Regions from separate parts of the Homo sapiens genome. Here region 2 is linked to region 1. The links are chromatin loops, found by intact Hi-C in ENCODE. Cell type or tissue: PC-3. All regions are shown on one strand. Each heading gives the region's core, and the rest is flanking DNA. Links, peaks and the distances in the headings are about the cores only.

Region 1 (7,067 bases), core at 2-2,501:
TCCAAATCTGCCTCCGACCCCCACGCCTTTGGTCGTCACCTCCACTGTGACTACTGGACTCAATGCCACGATCCTAGAGGTTGGATGGGGATGGAAGAGGGGAGACCCCAAGGGTTACGGGGGTGGCAGAAAATAAGGAGGTCAGGGAAAACTTTGGTCTTTCCTAACGTTCTCAGAGGAGCTTGGACCCTGACAGTGGAACCGAGCTGGGGACCCTGGAGACCAAGGCAGCCAGGGAGGATGAAGAAGGAGATGATTCCACCATGGGCCCTGACTTCCGGGCAGCAGAATATCCATCTCGGACTCAGTTCCAGATCTTTCCTGTGAGTTTCTAGGTGGCTGGGGTTAGGTGCAAGAGAGTGGGATTCCTATTAAAATTTTTTTAAAATTTATTTATTTAGGCAGGGCGCAGTGGCTCCCGCCTGTAATCCGAACACTTTGGGAGACCTAGGTGGGCAGATCATTTGAGGTCAGGAGATTGAGACTAGCCTGACCAACGTGGTGAAATCCCATGTCTACTAAAAATACAAAAAATTAGCTGGGAGCGGTGGCGCGCGCCTGTGATCCCAGCCACTGGGAAGGCTGAGGCAGGAGAATTGCTTGAACCCGGGAGGCAGAGGCTGCAATGAGCCAAGATCGTGCCACTGCACTCCAGCCTGGGCAACAAAGTGAGACTCCATCTTGAAAAAAAAAACCGAACAATTTAAAAAAATTATTTAATTTAATTTTTTCTTTTTTTAAAAAAACTTTTATCTTAAGTTCAGGGGTACAAGTGCAGGCTTGTTACATAGGTAAGCTTGTGTCATGGGGTTTTGTTGTACAGATTATTTATTTCATTACTCAGGTATTAAGCCTAGTACCCATTAGTTATTTTTCCTGATCCTCTCCCTCCTCCCACCCTCCACCCTCCGATAGGTCCCAGTGTCTGTTGTTCCCCTCTATGTGTCCATGTGTTCTCATTTAGCTCCCACTTATAAGTGAGAACATGTGGTATATGGTCTTCTGTTCCTGTGTTATTTTATTTACTTACTTTTCTCACATCTTGAGGTCTTAGAAGGGATTTCTACCTGGAGCCACGAAAGGCCAGTCTCTCTTTTGACTTCTGCACCTGCTTGTGTCAGGCACTGTGCTAATAGTTGACTCTGTGACTAGAGAGAGGCGCTTGGCTTTTACTCCAAGCACCAGGAGATGCCACTTGAGCACTTGTGAAGGAACATGATCTGACTTGGAGCTTTAAAAGCTCCCCCTGGGCCGGGGGCAGTGGCTCACGGCTGTAATCCCAATGCTTTGGGCGGCTGAGGCGGGAGGATCGCTTGAGGCCAGGAGTTTGAGGCCAGCCTGGGCAACAGTGAGACCCATCTCTTAAAAAAAAAAAAAAAAAAAAAAAAAAAAAAGAGCTCTCTGGCTGCTGAATGGCACATGGACAGTAGGGGGAGCCAGAGGGGCAGCAGGGAAGCCCGCAATCTGCAGTCGGGACGTGACCTGGAGGAAGATGGGAGGGACGCAGAGAAGTGGACCACTTTGGGACATGCTCCATTTTGGTCTTGGAGAAAGATGGATACGCATTCGATGTAACCGAACCCAAGCTCGGTGGCTTGATGTTTGAAAGGAAAACAAGAGAGACGAGAATTGGTGGAAGGAAAAGCAGGTTTATTCCAAGAGACAGCAAACCAAGAAGATGGTGGACTGTTGTTCCGAAGCACCATCTTAAGTCAGTACAAATTTTAGGCTTTTTTTTTATGTTAAGGGCAGGGAGAAGAGAAGAGGGTAGAGATCAAGAGGTAACTGAGGCCAGGTATGGTGGCTCACACCTATAATCTCAGCAATTTGGTAGGTTGAGGCGGGAAGATCACCTGAGCCCAAGAGTTTGGGACAAGCCTGGGTAACATAGCGAGACCCTATCTTTACAAAATATACAAAAAATTAATCGAACGTGGTGGTTCGTGCCTCTGGTCCCAGCTGAAGCAGGAGGATCGCTTGAGCCCAGGAGGTGGAGGCTTCAGGAAGCCATGATCACACCACTGCACTGCAGCCCGGGTGGCAGAGCAAGACCTTTCTCTAGAGAAAAGAAAAGAGGCTTGGGCCAGGCGCGGTGGCTCACGCCTGTAATCCCAGCACTTTGGGAGGCCGAGGAGGGCTGATCACGAGGTCAGGAGATTGAGACCATCCTGGCTAACATGGTGAAACGCTGTCTGTACTAAAAAATACAAAAAAATTAGCTGGGCGTGGTGGCGGGCGCCTGTAGTCCCAGCTTCTCGGGAGGCTGAGGCAGAATGGCGTGAACCCGGGAGGCGGAGCTTGCAGCAAGCCGAGACCACGCCACTGCACTTCAGCCTGGGCGCGAGAGGGAGACTCTGTCTCAAAAAAAAAAAAAAAAGAAAAAAGAAAAAAAGAAAAGAAAAAAGGCCAGGTGCAGTGGCTCCCAGTTTGAGTTCAGCCTGGGCAACATAGCAAGACCCTGTCTCTACAAAAAAATAAAATAAAAAATAGCTGGGCATGGTGCTGTGTGCACCTGTGGTCCCAGCTACTCAGGAGGCTGAGGAGGGAGGATCACCTGAGTCTGAGGAGATCGAGGTTGCAGTGAGCCATGATTGTACCCCTGCATTCTAGCCTGGGCAATAGAGTGACCCTGTGTCAAAAAAAAAATGCCAAGCAAAGCAAGCAAGCAAGAGAAGGAAGGAAGGAAGGAAGGAAGGAAGGAAGGAAGGAAAAAAGAGAGAGAAAAAAGGAAAAGCCTGCCTGGGCAATAGAGTGACTCTGAAAAAAAAGAAAAAAGAAAGAAGAAAGAAAAAGAGAAAGAAAGAGAAAGAAAAAGAAAGAGAAAGAAAGAAAGAAAGAAAAGAAAGAAAGGAAGGAAGGAAGGAGCCAAGCATGGTGGCTCACGCCTGTAATCCCAGCACTTTGGGAGGATGAGGCGGGTGGATCACCTAAGTCAGGAGTTCGAGACCAGCCTAACCAACATGGTGAAACCTGGTCTCTACTAAAAATACAAAAATTAGCCAGGCGTGTTGGCGGGCACCTGTAGTCCCAGCTACTGGGGAGGCTGAGGCAGGAGAATCGCTAGAACCCAGGAGGTAGAAGGTGCAGTGAGCTGAGATCACACCACTGCACTCCAGCCTGGGGGACAGAGCAAGACTCCATTTAAAAAAAAAAAAAGAAGAAAGAAAAAGAAGAAGGAAAGAAAGAAAGGGAGAAAGGAAAAGCCTAGGTGTTCCACAGGGGAGGCGCATAGACACATAGTTGTAACTAACTTGCCCTTGCTACCTTGTTACCTGGAGTGCTTGTTGTGTGCCAAGCATTGTTTTAATTCATTCATCTTTGCATGATATATACACAGGCGTCATTCATCCACTGACTTTACAGGTTGACCGGTTACCTGTAAGTGGCCATAGGGGTTGACTAAGTTTCCCAACTTAGTTAGATCACTCAGTTAGTAAGAGGCAGATGCAGGATCAGTATTGGGCAGCAGTCTCTGGATTTCACGCTCTTCATTCACCTTGGCATGGCATTGCCCGGTGGATGCGGGGGGCTGAGCTTCTCAGTGCATATTGGTTACAGTAGAGGAGAAGGGGCTCTGAGGGTGGACTCCGTGTGTGTGTGTGTGTGTGTGTGTGCAAGTGTGTGTGATCAGATAACTGAAGGGCTTATGTCCAAGTTCACATCTCTTTTCTCTCCATCTCCCCTGACCCCACCCCAGGGTGCTGGAGAGAAAGGAGCAAAAGGAGAGCCCGCAGTGATTGAAAAGGTGAGGGGTCTGGATTGTGAGGGGGTTGAGAGGCTTCATGATGACAGCGGTCACCGACACTCACTTCTCCCTTCAGGGGCAGCAGTTTGAGGGACCTCCAGGAGCCCCAGGACCCCAAGTAAGTCATGGCTGTGTTTCCTTCTTCCAGTCTTTCCCTTCCAGCTGAGGGGTGTTTAATCCCCTGGAGTGAGGAGTTGGGGTGTAATGTTGCCTGGCCAAGTGGAGGGTAGTGGACATTTGAGGCTTAAAGGGTGAGTCAAAATAGGGAGGATGAACAATATAGAGACTGGGCAACATAGCAAGACCCCATCTCTTTAAAAATAGCCATATATTTTTTTAAAAAATAGTGGCACCCAACTGTAGTCCCAACTACTTGGGAGGCCAAGGTGGGAGGATTGCTTGAGCCTAGGAGTTGGAGGCTGCAGTGAGCTATGATCACGCCACTGCACTCCAGCATGGGTGACAGAGTGAGACCGTCTCTAAAAAAAGAAGAGGGGTCCGAGAGTAGCGTTGGGGGTGAGTGGGGGTCAGTATTGCATTAGGGGAGTTGGAGTGGCTCTGTAGTGGGGTAGGGAGGTCAGCCTGAGGTTAGAGTCAGTGGTAGGTTGAAAGTCAGCCTAGCTCAAACTTTGCACTTCCTGTGACTCCTGTTTCTCTGTCCCCAACAGGGGGTGGTTGGCCCCTCAGGCCCTCCCGGCCCCCCAGGATTCCCTGGCGACCCTGGTCCACCGGTAAGAGACTCCCACTGGGGTGTACACTTCTCAGAGGAGTGAGGTTTGGGGCTGGGAGCGTGACAGTCTGAACATAGATATGAGGGTGTGGCACTCGGGAACACCATCCCGGGGCTGGCACTGACCTCTTCTGTTCTCTGTCTCCCATCTGTGAACTATTTCTCTGGTTCACCTTGTGTTGCTGGGGCCTACTCTTTGCTTTTCTTCTTTTGCCTGTCTCTGTTTCTGAGTGTCTTTTATCTCTGTCTTTCTCCTGTTGTGACTCTGTCTCTGTCTCTCTTCTGTCTCTCTCTGTTGGTCTCTGTCCCTCTCCCTCCGTCCATCTCTCTATGTTCGCCTCTCTCTCTATTTCTCCATCTCTGTCTGTCTTTCACTGGCTTTTCTGTCTCTGTCTATCTCTCTCTGTCTCTCTGTTTCTGTCTCTGTATGTCTCTCCATCTGCCCCCATCCTTCTCCATCCCTCTCTCCCCTTCTCTTTGTCTCTGTTCCATCTCTGTCTTTTCCTTTCCACTTCTCTCTACTTCTCTCTCTTTCCTTGCCATGATCCCTCTTTGATTCTGTGTCTCTCTCCATCTCTCCCTCTCTCTCTCTTTCTGACTCATCCTTCTGTGCCTCCCCTGTCCTCGCTCTCTCTCTCCCTCTCTCCCTGTCTCCACCTCTCTTCCCCCATCCCTCTCTCAGGGCCCTGCTGGCCTCCCAGGAATCCCCGGCATTGATGGGATCCGAGGCCCACCGGGCACTGTGATCATGATGCCGGTAAGAAGGAGATGGAGTGGCCCAGCCTTGGGGAGTGGAGTCCTGATCCAGGAGGGGGCCTCTCCTGGGGGCTTCCCTCACCACTAAATTCCTCCCAGTTCCAGTTTGCAGGCGGCTCCTTTAAAGGCCCCCCAGTCTCATTCCAGCAGGCCCAGGCTCAGGCAGTTCTGCAGCAGACTCAGGTGAGTGGGAGGTGTGGACATAGTGGGAGGAACCCCAGAGAGTGATAGAGCCTCGGCGTAAGGAGGGGCTGGGCAGGAGAAGGGGGTTATTTTTCTCCTGAAGATGCCTCTGTGGGGAATGTTGGGGGTCTTGTGGGAGGCCCCAAGCTCTGACTCCTCTGTCTTTCCAGCTCTCTATGAAAGGCCCCCCTGGTCCAGTGGGGCTCACTGGGCGCCCAGGCCCTGTGGTGAGTAAGGCGACTGCGTGGAGGGGGCGGTGCATGCATTAGTGAAGAATCATCTACCCACACTCCTCCATCTCTCCTCCCCCAAGGGTCTCCCCGGGCATCCAGGTCTGAAAGGAGAGGAGGGAGCAGAAGGGCCACAGGTGAGACTTGTGGAGATAGGGCAGGATAGGATGGGAATAGCCTTCCCCCAGGACCACAAGATACAGTGCTGGATGGGGAAAGTGCCAAAGGGGCTGGGGATACCCTTGCAATTGATGACTTTCCTAGAGAATGGTGGCTCACATCTGGAATCCCAGAACTTTGGGAGGCCGAGGTGGGAGGATTGCTTGAGGCCAGGAGTTCAAGACCAGTCTGGGCAACATAGGGAGGCCCTGTCTATACAATAAATAAATATGTCCTTCCAAGCTGGGTACAGTGGCACACACTTGTCTCAGCTACTTGGGAGGCTGAGGAGGGAGTATTGCTTGAGCCCAGGTGTCTGGCCTGGGCAATACAGCAAGACCCCATCTCTAATTTTTTTTAATACAATAGAATAAGTCCCTCTTTCTTCTTATTTTCCTTTCCTTCCTCCTTTTTGCTTTCTTCTAGGGTCCCCGAGGCCTGCAGGGACCTCATGGACCCCCTGGCCGAGTGGGCAAGATGGTGAGTGACAGCTAGGTCCCCAGACCACCCCTTATCCATCCCTCAACACCCAACATGAGCCTTGGCTTTGTGACCTTGGGGTCTGCTGGTGTCGTTAGTGGGAAAAGAGTGCTGAAGGCAGGGAATGGCAGCTCCACTGAGTGTGTGTCAAAGGAATCCGGCCAGGCCGTAGAGTCAGGAAGGACTTGCCTGCAGGAGTGATGCTTGCCCTGAGATCTGAAATAGAACCAGATGAACAGATGGGGAAGTGGAAGAAACAGCACGGCAAAAAAGAGGCCTGTCACATGGAAGGAAATGACAAACAAGTCAACTTCAGATAGAGTCATGCACCACATAATGATGCTTATAAGATGATTGGCTGCGCGCAGTGGCTCATGCCTATAATACCAGCACTTAGGGAGGCCGAGGCAGGTGGATCATTTGAGGTCAGGAGTTTGAGATCAACCTGGCCAACATGGGGAAACCCCGTCTCTACTAAAAATACAAAAATTAGCCGGGCATGGCAGCGTGCGCCTGTAATCCCAGCTACTCGGGAGGCTGAGGCATGAGAATGGCTTGAATCCAGGAAGCAGAGGTTGCAGTGAGCCAGTGCACACCAGCTTGGGTGGCAGAGTGAGATTGTGTCTCAAAAAATAATAATAATAATAATAAATAAATAAGATGCTGGTCCCATGAGATTATAATACTGTATTTTTACTGTACCATTTCTATGTTTGGATGTGTTTAGACATACAAATACTTACTATAGTGTTACAATTGCCTGTGATATTCAGTACAGTCGCAC
Region 2 (10,015 bases), core at 223-2,722, 55 kb after region 1:
GCTTGACTAATTTTTGGTATTTTTAGTAAAGACAGGGTTTCATCATATTGGTCAGGCTGGTCTCAAATTCCTGGCCTCAAGTGATCCATCTGCCTTGGCCTCCCAAAGTGCTGGGATTACTTGCAAGAGCCACCGCGCCTGGCCAGAGCTGGCTGTTTCAGAGCCACAAATCCAGTGCAGCCTGGTCCAGGTGTCAGTTCTTGATCTCTGCTTGTAGCTTAAATGGAGGGGTCCTGGCCTCTACTACAAGGTGGGGAGAGGAGGCTGCACAGAGACAAGGGCTTGAATCCTAGCTCCTCTACCTCCTTGCTGTGTGACCTCAGGCAAGTTGCTTCACCTTTCTGAATGTCACTTTCCTCCCCTACGAAACCCTCCAAGGAGGATTGCCTGAGGCCAGGATGTCGAGGCTGCAGTGAGCCATGATTGCACCACTGTACTCCAGCCTGGGCGACAGAGCAAGACCCTGTCTCAAAAAAAAAAAAAAAAGAAAAAAGTCCAGGCCGGGTGGCTCATGCCTGTAATCCCAACCCTTTGGGAGACCAAGGCGAGTTGATCACTTGAGCCCAGGAGTTCAAGACCAGAACAGCCTGGGCAACATGGTGAAACCCCATCTCTATAAAAAATACAATTAGCTGGGCATGGTGGCGGTGTGCACCTGTAGTACCAGCTACCTGGGAGGCTGAGGTAGGAGGATCACCTGAGCCTGGGGAGGTCGAGGCTACAATGAGCTGTGATTGTGCTACCACACTCCAGCCTGGGTGACAGAGTGAGGCCCTGTCTCAAAAAAAGAAAGAAAGGGGCCCAGCTTGGTGGCTCATGCCTGTAATTCCAGCACTTTGGGAGGCCGAGGCAGGCGTATCACCTGAGGTCAGGAGTTGAAGACCAGCCTGACCAACATGGTGAAACCCTGTCTCTACTAAAAATACAAAAATTAGCCAGGCATGTGGCAGGAGCCTGTAATCCCAGCTACTCGGGTAGCTGAGGCAGGAGAATCGCTTGAACCTGGGAGGTGGAGGTTCCAGTGAGCTGAGATCGCGCCATTGCACTGCAGCCTGGGCAACAAGAGCGAAACTCTGTCTCAGAAAAAAAAAAAAAAGAAAGAAAGAAAGAAGAAAAAATAAAAAGAAATCTTCTCCAGGACTATCGCAGGGGTTGAAATGAGCCCCCTGCTGGGCCTGGCTTGGGGCAGACCACTCTGCCTTAGAACGGCTGTGGTTCTGAGCCAAGTTCCGGCCGCATGGCCTTAGATCAGGGCCCTGCTCCTTCCTGCTTTGGTAAGGCTGGGAAGCGTTCCTGGGTCTCCTTGTCCCGCCAGCTCATGCCTCAATTCCCAGGCCCCTAATAGGAACCACATGCGCTGGATGCCTGCCCTCCTCCCCCTTCCCTCCTCCTCCCCCAGAGAGGCCTCCTGAGTCATCCTCTCCACCTCACTCCCTCCTTGCAGCCTCATTCCCACGCTGCCCTGGCCTGGCGTCCTCGTGTCAGAGGGCTGTGTCGTGGGTCCCCGCGGGTCTGTTTGTGTGTGAACTCTGCCTCTACTGTGCCTTTGTGGGCGTGACTCCGTGTCTGAGTTATGGATCAGACACTGTGAGCGTGCTCTGTACAAATTCCATGCTTCTGTTTGCGTGTCTGTGCAAGAGTGTGTTGGCATGTGAACTGTCTGCCTGTTTTATGTGATTGTATTGTGAGTGTTTGAGTAAACGGATGTATAAATATGTCTATGCTGGAGACCTGTGTGTGAGCTGTGTGTCTGAATTGTGGGTTTTGTGGAGTTGTGTGTGTGTCTATTTTCTTTCTCTCTCTCTCTTTCCTTCCTTCCTTCCTTCCTTCCTTCCCTCCCTCCCTCCCTTCCTTCCTTCCTTCTTTCCTTCCTCCCTTCCTTCCTCTTTTTCTGCTGCTTTCTTTCCTTCCTTCCTTCCTTCTTGCTTTCTTCTTTCTTTCTTTCTTTCTTTCTTTCTTTCTTTCTTTCTTTCTTTCTTTCTTTCTCTCTCTCTCTCTCTCTCTTTCTTTCTTTCCCTCTCTCTTTCTCTCTTTCGTCTTATTCTGTCACCCAGGCTGGAGTGCAGTGATCTCAGCTTACTGCAACCTCCATCTCTCGGTTTCAAGCAATTCTCCTGCCTCAGCCTCCCGAGTAGCTGGGATTACAGGCATGCGCCACCATGCCAGGCTAATTTTTGTATTTTTAGTAGAGACGGGGTTTCATCATGTTGGCCCGGCTAGTCTCAAACTTCTGACCTCAAGTAATCCACCCACCGTGGCCTCCCAAAGTGCTGGGATTGCAGTTGTGAACCACAGTGCCTGGCCCCTTTCTTTCTTTCTTTTTTGAGACAAGGTCTCACTCTGTTGCCCAGGCTGGAGTCCAGTGGTGCAATCAGCTCACTGAAGCCTCAATCTCTCAGGCTCAAGCAATTCTCCTGCTTCAGCTTCCAGAGTAGGTGAGACTACAGGCACAAGGCACCATGCTCAGATAATTTTTTATTTTTAGTAGAGATGGGCTCTCATTAATTAAAAGAATTACCTGGGTGAGGTTGGGCATAGTGGCTCATGCCTGTAATCCCAGCACTTTGGGAGGCCAAGGTGGGTGGATCACGAGGTCAGGAGATCGAGACCATCCTGGCTAACATGGTGAAACCCTGTCTCTACTAAAAATACAAAAAAATTAGCTGGGCGTGGTGGCAGGTGCCGGTAGTCCCAGCTACTCGGGAGGCTGAGGCAGGAGAATGGTGTGAACCCAGGAGGCAGAGCTTGCAGTGAACCGAGATCGCGCCACTGCACTCCAGCCTGGGCGACTGAGCAAGACTCCATCTCCCCCCCAAAAAAAAAAAGAATTACCTGGGCGAGACCCCAACTACTTCCTTTTTTTTTTTCTTTTTTTGAAAAAAAGAAAAGAGACAAGGTCTTACTCTGTCACCCAGGCTGGAGTACAGTGGCACCATCACAGGTCACTGCAGCCTAGAACTCCTGGGCTCAAGTGATCCTCCCACCTTGGTCTCCTAAAGTGCTGGGAATACAGGTGCCAGCCACTGCACCCGGTCAATAGGTTGGCTTTGAGTCAGATGGAACTGAGTCTGAATCCTGTGTCTGCCCTTTATAGCTGGGTGACCTCGGGCAAATTACTTAACCTCTCTGAGCCTCAAAGTTTTCATTTATTTATTTATTAGAGACAGGGTCTCGCTCTGTCACCCAGGCTGGAGGGCAGTGGTGCAATTGCAGCTCACTGCAGCCTCGACCTCCTGGGCTCAAACGATCTTCCCTCCTCAGCCTTCCAAGTAGCTAGTACTACAGGCGCAAGCCACCATGCCTAGCTACTTTTTGTATTTGTTGTAGAGATGGGGTTTTGCCATGTTGCCAGGCTGGTCTCAAACTCCTGGGCTCAAGTGATCTGCAGTCCTCTGCCTCCCAAAGTGCTGGGATTATAGGTATGAGCTGCTGCACCTGGCCTGCATTTTTAAATGGGGGATAACAGTGCCTACCCTACAGGGTTGTTGTAAGAACTCAAGGAATTAATGTATGGAGAGGATGTATCCCAGTGGTGGGTGCTTCACTGGAGCTCAGTGAGTCAGGAAGGTTCCTGTTAAAGAGATGTTTCCAGCATGGTCCAGGAGGGAGTACTGAGTAGGTAGGTCATGAATAGCTTGGAGTATTGGGGCTTCGTGAATTATGAGGTTCTCTTCAGACAGATAAAGGGAATGAATCTTCCAAGCACATATCAATCACGGTTTAGTTGCAGGAAATGAGAACCAAAACCAGGGAACTTGGTGCTTACAGAACCAAGGCTGGAGAATAGGGATCTAGGGAAAGCCGATAGAATGACTTGCTACAAAACACCACCTCCCGGCTGGGAGCAATGGCTCACCCCTGTAATCCTATCCCTTTGGGAGGCCAAGGAAGGCACATCACTTGAGGTCAGGAGTTCAAGACCAGCCTGGCCAACATAGTGAAACCCTGTCTCTACTAAAAATACAAAAAACTAGCTGGGCGTGATGGCATGTGCCTGTAATCCCAGTTACTCTGGAGGCTGAAGCAGGAGAATTGCTTGAATCCAGGAGGTGGAGGTTGCAGTGAGCTGAGATTGTACCACTGCACTCCAGCCTGGGCAACAGAGCGAGGCTCCATCTCAAAACAAAAACAAAAACAAAACAAAAACCATCACCTCCCAACTCACCCAAGCAGGAGCTTCTGCCTCTATTATTAGCAGGGAGGTGGAGAATTATCCCCTAGAGTGGGGATTTTTGACTTTAAGACTACATCACCATAATTAATGAACAAAATATGGGATATCCACACAATGGAATATTATTGAACCATAAAAAGGAACAGCATGGCTGGGCGTGGTGACTCACGCCTGTAATCCTAGCACTTTGGGAGGCCAATGCGGGTGGATCCCTTGAGCCCAGGAGTTTGAGACAAGCCTAGGCAAATGGAGAGACTCCATCTCTACAGAAAATACAGAAAATTAGCAAGGTGTGGTGGCATGCAACTGCAGTCCCATTTACTGGGATGGACTGAGGTGGAAGGATTGCTTGAGTCTGGGAGGTGGAGGTTGCAGTGAGCCAAGATCCCATCACTTCACTCCAGCCTGGGTGACACAGCGAGACTCTATCTCAAAAACAACAACAACAACAACAGCAACAGGAACAACAAAACAATGAAAACACCAGGAAAGTTGCAATTCAGAGATACGGAGGCAGTCATCATTGTTACTGCAATGGACTCTCAACAAAAACGGGTTGTTCTCACAATTGGAAACAGGAACATTCCTGCAGGAAAATCCAGTGTCTCCCAATTGTGCTTAGCAGCTGCCTCTACCAGCATAACAGGAAGATTAATTCCACCTTCTTCCACCACCCACTTCTCATGCTTCTAATGGATGAAACCTAATTGGCCTACAGAAGTTTAGCTGCAAGGGAGTCTGGAAGTATTTTCGCTTTGCAGGCTCTATAATAAGGAATGCATACTAGGGGGTTGAAATGATGCCAAGAACCACCCCCTGCCCAAAACCATATATTTTGGTTTTGCTTGTACAGTGTCCTTTCTCTCTTTTAGTGGTCAACATTCTATATCCTTCTCTACCTCCCACTTCCTATCCAATGTAGGTTGAATAAGGCTAACTGCACTCTCTGGCTCCGTGGGGGTGATCTATGAGCCAGACCTAGCCAAGCCAAATAATGAATTCCTCTGAATACATAATTGGTTCAGGATGGGCACACAACTTGGGATGCATAATGAGACATTATTTTGCAAGCTCTCTTTTTGCTGATGCTGCTGAGCTTGGAAGAGAGAAGCTTCTGGAAACCATCTTTGTCATCTCTTGGCTAAAAGTGAATCCTTCCCAAAAGACAGCATGGAATGAGAAATGAGAGATGAGAAATGAGAGATGAGGAATGGAGAGAGACAGAATCCTGATGATATAACAGAAACCCTGGATCCAGCCATGACTGAATTCCACTACCCTCATTTTTGTTTAAGTTATATGAGCCAATAGATTTTTTTTCTTAATCCAGTTCAAGTTGAGTTTCTGCTAAATTCTACCAAAGGACCTCTAAATAATATATTCAGGGATTAGCAAGAGCAAAGGTATGTGTTGGCAGGCATTCACTTCATGATCATTTTCTCTATGAAGTGGGTGGTGCAGGGTGTGAGGAAACAGATGTGGGCTGTGAGAGGGTGACAGGAACCCATGGCTGTCCAAGTTCCTGTCTAATTGGCTGTCCAAGTGCCAATTAGAAAAACCCAATGGCCAGATGGCAAGATCCAACGCCCTGCCTCCCTGCTTCCTGTCATGGAGAATGACCTGTGCCCAGTGCCAGACCCTGAGTCCCCAGTTCATCCATTTTGCCACAATAGATCCTTGAGAAGCGGATCCTGATGTCTCTTCAATGATGGCCCACAATTCTGACCACTGCACCATAGACAGTGCACTCTTCTTAACATTAACCACAGTGCTGACCTTGAAGCTGATATCAGTGCAACTAGGATGCTGAGTGTGACTTTGACCTTAGTATGACTCAATCATAATTTTGACCATAGCTTGGCCAGGTCATTATCCACAGCAAGCTCAGGACAAGGACCATAGCACTAGGACAGAGCACAGCATAACCAGGAAACTGACTGTAGTACTAATCACCACACTGACCACAACACAACCAAGAATGACCAGGAGTGACCACAATTCTGACCACAATGCTGACCCTGGCAGAACCAGGATGTTGACGGCAGCACAGATCCCGGTTCAACAGGACACAAACCACAATGCCATCAGGACACCCAGAGGGCCACTAACCATACCAGTCAACGACCAACGGCATCGAATGCATTGACTAAGGTCCAGTCAGAAAAACAGCCCATCCCAGCAAATTCAATAGAAAGAATTTAATATGGGGACTTTAATTAGCCACACACTGAGGTATTAGGTAGGTAGGTTTGTTTGTTTGTTTGCTTTTGTGGGGTTTTTTGAGACAGGGTCTCACTCTGTTGCCCAGGCTGGAGTGCAGTGGAGTAATCATAGCTCACTGCAGTCTCGACCTTCTCAGGCTCAGATGATCGTCCCACCTCAGCCTCCTGAGTAGCTGAGACTACAGGTGTGCACCACCATGCCTGGCTCATTTTTGTATTTTTGGTAGAGATGCAGCATCTCTACAGAGATGTTGGCCAGGCTGGTCTTGAACTCCTTGGCTCAAACAATCCACCTGCCTCAGCCTCCCAAAGTGTTGGGATTAGAAGTGTTAGCCATGGCACTCAGCCGATAGGTAGGTTTTGTTTTTGTTTTTTTCTTTTTTGAGACAGAGTTTCACTATTGTTGCCCAGGCTGGAGTGCAATGGCATGATCTCAGCTCACTGCAATCTCTACCTCCTGGGTTCAAGCGATTCTTCTGCCTCAGCCTCCTCAGTAGCTGGCATTACAGACACCTGCTACCATGCCTGGCTAATTTTTTGTATTTTTAGTAGAGACAGCATTTTGCCTTGTTGGGCAGGCTGGTCTCAAACACCTGACCTCAGGTGATCCACCCACTTCAGCCTCCCAAAGTGCTGGGATTACAGGTATGAGCCACCGCACCTGGCCCTATTAGGTTGGTTTTAAGCGCAAACTGGAGCAGGTGAATCAACTCTAGTTGCTAGCTATCATCTTTGCAAGGACTGAAACAACAAAGGGAGGTGGTAGTTACCTGAATCCAGGAGCTGCAGTTACCTGGCCAGTCACCTGCCCCCACCCCCCACCATGGTGGGGAATACCTAATGGGACTGAGACCACAGAGGAGGCACAGCAGCCATGGCTAGAGACACTCAAAGTGGAGGGGGGGAAATTCTCTGGCTTCTCCTTTCTTGGCACCCTCCAATCTGCCTGTAGACCTCCCATTGGCTGAGCCTAACCAGATGCAAAGAAGCCTGGGAAATGTAGTGTGTAGAGAACCTGAGAAAGATAATTTGCAGGAGCCATTGCCCTGATACAGAGGGGAGCAGGGGGAAAGTGGGGAATAGATCTAAGTGCATATCGACCAAATTCCAACCATATAACACAGGCTGTAGCTTAGTTGTAACTGTGATCGTCTTAGTGACCAGAGCCCAAGGAGGACACTGTTCATGGTCCTGAAATGCAGCATTCATGAGTCAAGAGTGCTGACTCTTGACCGTGAGACCCACTCTTGGTCAAGAGCTTGTGGGTCCTACCAACCAATGTCCTCCTTTTATGCAATGCCAACTGCAGGCTTGGCCTGAAGGGCCCACAAAGGACTGTCTCCCATTTGGGAAAAGGAGATAGAAGAATAGGATGGGTGCGGTGGCTCATGCCTGTAATCCCAGCACTTTGGGAGGCTGAGGCAGGTGGATCACCTGAGGTCAAGAGTTCATGACCAGCCTGGCCAATATGGTGAAACCCCATCTCTACTAAAAATATGAAAAATTAGACAGGCCTGGTGGCAGGCACCTGCAATCCCAGCTACTTGGAAGGCCGAGGCGGGAGAATTCCTTGAACCCGGAAGGCAGAGGTTGTAAGCCGAGATCAAGCCACTGCACTCCAGCCTGGGTGTGACAGTGTGAGACTCCATCTCAAAAAAAAAAAAAAAAAAAAGAGATAGAAGAATAAACAGGATGTCTTCGCAGGCTCAGACTCTATTTTGTGTCCACATCCCATGATGAGTGTCCTCAACCCAGTGCATGGTTGGTTATTGCAAGGCGTGCTGGGGAGTGAGTGCTAGCTAGGTGCTCTCTTTGCTTAGAGTCACAGATGTCTCCCAATAACTGCAAAAAACAGGTCTTCTAAGAGGGGGAAAGCTTTTTCCCTAAGGTCACATGGCCAAGAAGTGGCAGCACCAGGGTTGAACCCAGATCTGTGGGTCACCAAGCTCTTTCTCATTGACCTGACAAAACCATCATCGACATGTTTTATCCCCAGTAGGGTTGAGACAGGAATGATCCAGGGTGGTCACAGGCAGCCGTTTCACATGACTAGAGGCTATGGGCTGATAAGATCCTGAAAACCAGGGTGTGGACCAAGCTGGCTAAGACCTACTGGACCCAACATGGCGTTACATTCTACCTAGGTTTCACCTAGGATCTCATTATGTACTCATTAAAATACTAAAATTACCCACCCACCAGCGCCCTTGACAATTCCAGGGACACCCAAATTTGGTGTAAAAGTGGGTGGCACCACAGTCCACCTTTTTCCAGTTTTCATGAATATTCCATCCCTTGGTTAAAGAGATACACAGTGGCCTGTTGTGGTGGCTCACGCCTGTAATCTCAGCACTTTGGGAGGCCAAGGCGGGTGGATCACGAGGTCAGGAGTTTGAGACCAGGCTGGCCAATATGGTGAAACCCTGTCTCTACTAAAAACACAAAAAATTAGCCGGCTGTGATGGCGCACACCTGTAATCCCAGCTACTCAGGAGGCTGAGGCAGGAGAATTGCTTGAACCTGGGAGGCAGAGGTTGCAGTGAGCCGAGATCACACCACTGCACTCCAGCCTGGGTGACAGAGCGAGACTTTGTCTCAAAAAAAAAAAAAAAAAAAAAAAAAAAGAGACACATAAAGGTAGCAGTCCCAAACCACCTTGCCCATCTCTCTCTCTTAAGTACGCCCACTCCCTTTTCTCAAGTGTGGACTTTTCCCTTAACAAAAAAATCTCCGAACTTTTCATGATTTTCTGATTCCTCCTTGAATTCATTCTTGCGATGGTGTTAAGAGCCTGGACACCAGCTGGGGTCGAGGCCCCACCAGCGTCTGGGGAGACCCCTCCTAGCCCAACAGTATCAGGGTCACAAAAATGCCAGGCTTCCTGGCCTCGCATATTTTATGCCCGATTTCTTTCCAATCTGACTTATTTGCCCGCCCCCCTCCTCCACCTCTGCCTACATATATCCGAATCCCTAGAGGGGCTGTGGGGAGGAAAGACGACTAGGGACACTTTTTTTTTTTTTTTTTTTTTGAGACAAGGTTTGCTCCTGTTGCCCAGGCTGGAGTGCAATGGCACGATCTCTGCTCACTGCAACCTCTGCCTCCCGGGTTCAAGCGATTCTCCTGTCTCAGCCTCCCGAGTAGCTGGGATTCCAGGCATGCACCACCACGCCCGGCTAATTTTTGTATGTTTTAGTAGAGGTGGGGTTTTGCCATGTTGGCCAGGCTGGTCTTGAACTCCTGACCTCAGATGATCCACCCTCCTCAGCCTCCCAAATTGCTGGAATTACAGGCGTGAGCCACCGCGCCCGGCCTAGGGAGACTTTTGGAGGAGTGAGAGGCAGAGAAAGGCTGGAAAGCCTCCCGAAAGTGAGGCTAGACAAGGACGCCCTTCATATGCAAATGGCTTCGCGTGGAGGCGGTGTTAATATTTTGATTCTCTCGGGGGATGTGGTCTTTCATCTTGGGCTATTGAAACAGGGAGCGAAGAGAAACTCTTCCAGGTGTGGCGGAGGCGGGGAGGCTTCCAGCGGGAGGACTGGTGGGGAAATGGGGCGCCCGGGGAGAGTGAAAACGAGACGCCCCTTTTTGAGGCCAAGCCCACCCACGTGGCCATTTC

The links. A loop is a pair of places that touch in the nucleus more often than their neighbours do. Peaks named below come from ENCODE experiments on the same cell type or tissue, not always from the same donor. Only the 100,000 strongest peaks of a DNase experiment are listed, where the experiment ranks them.
Region 2: it touches region 1 in a loop (4-fold over the local background); 48 of 110 quality-filtered maps call a loop at or near these places.

The regions. Positions count from the first base shown.
Region 1 is chr19:9,994,780-10,001,846 of GRCh38, reverse strand. COL5A3 (collagen type V alpha 3 chain) reads left to right here. Exons shown (of 67, transcript NM_015719.4): 7 at 1-79; 8 at 177-323; 9 at 3,698-3,745; 10 at 3,822-3,863; 11 at 4,414-4,476; 12 at 5,158-5,232; 13 at 5,331-5,414; 14 at 5,585-5,641; 15 at 5,728-5,781; 16 at 6,230-6,283. Among named protein-coding and RNA genes, the nearest start is that of COL5A3, 12 kb to the left of the region's middle. RefSeq lists an enhancer at 1-350 and silencers at 1,340-1,634, 2,981-3,209. In PC-3, for the core only: CTCF peaks have their summits at 1,227 and 1,431 (motif pointing right); a DNase peak (open chromatin) is centred at 1,456.
Region 2 is chr19:9,937,040-9,947,054 of GRCh38, reverse strand. No RefSeq gene overlaps it. Among named protein-coding and RNA genes, the nearest start is that of OLFM2, 5.5 kb to the right of the region's middle. RefSeq lists an enhancer at 9,521-10,015. In PC-3, for the core only: a CTCF peak has its summit at 1,178 (motif pointing left); a DNase peak (open chromatin) is centred at 1,384; H3K4me3 peaks cover 348 bases; H3K27ac peaks cover 1,962 bases.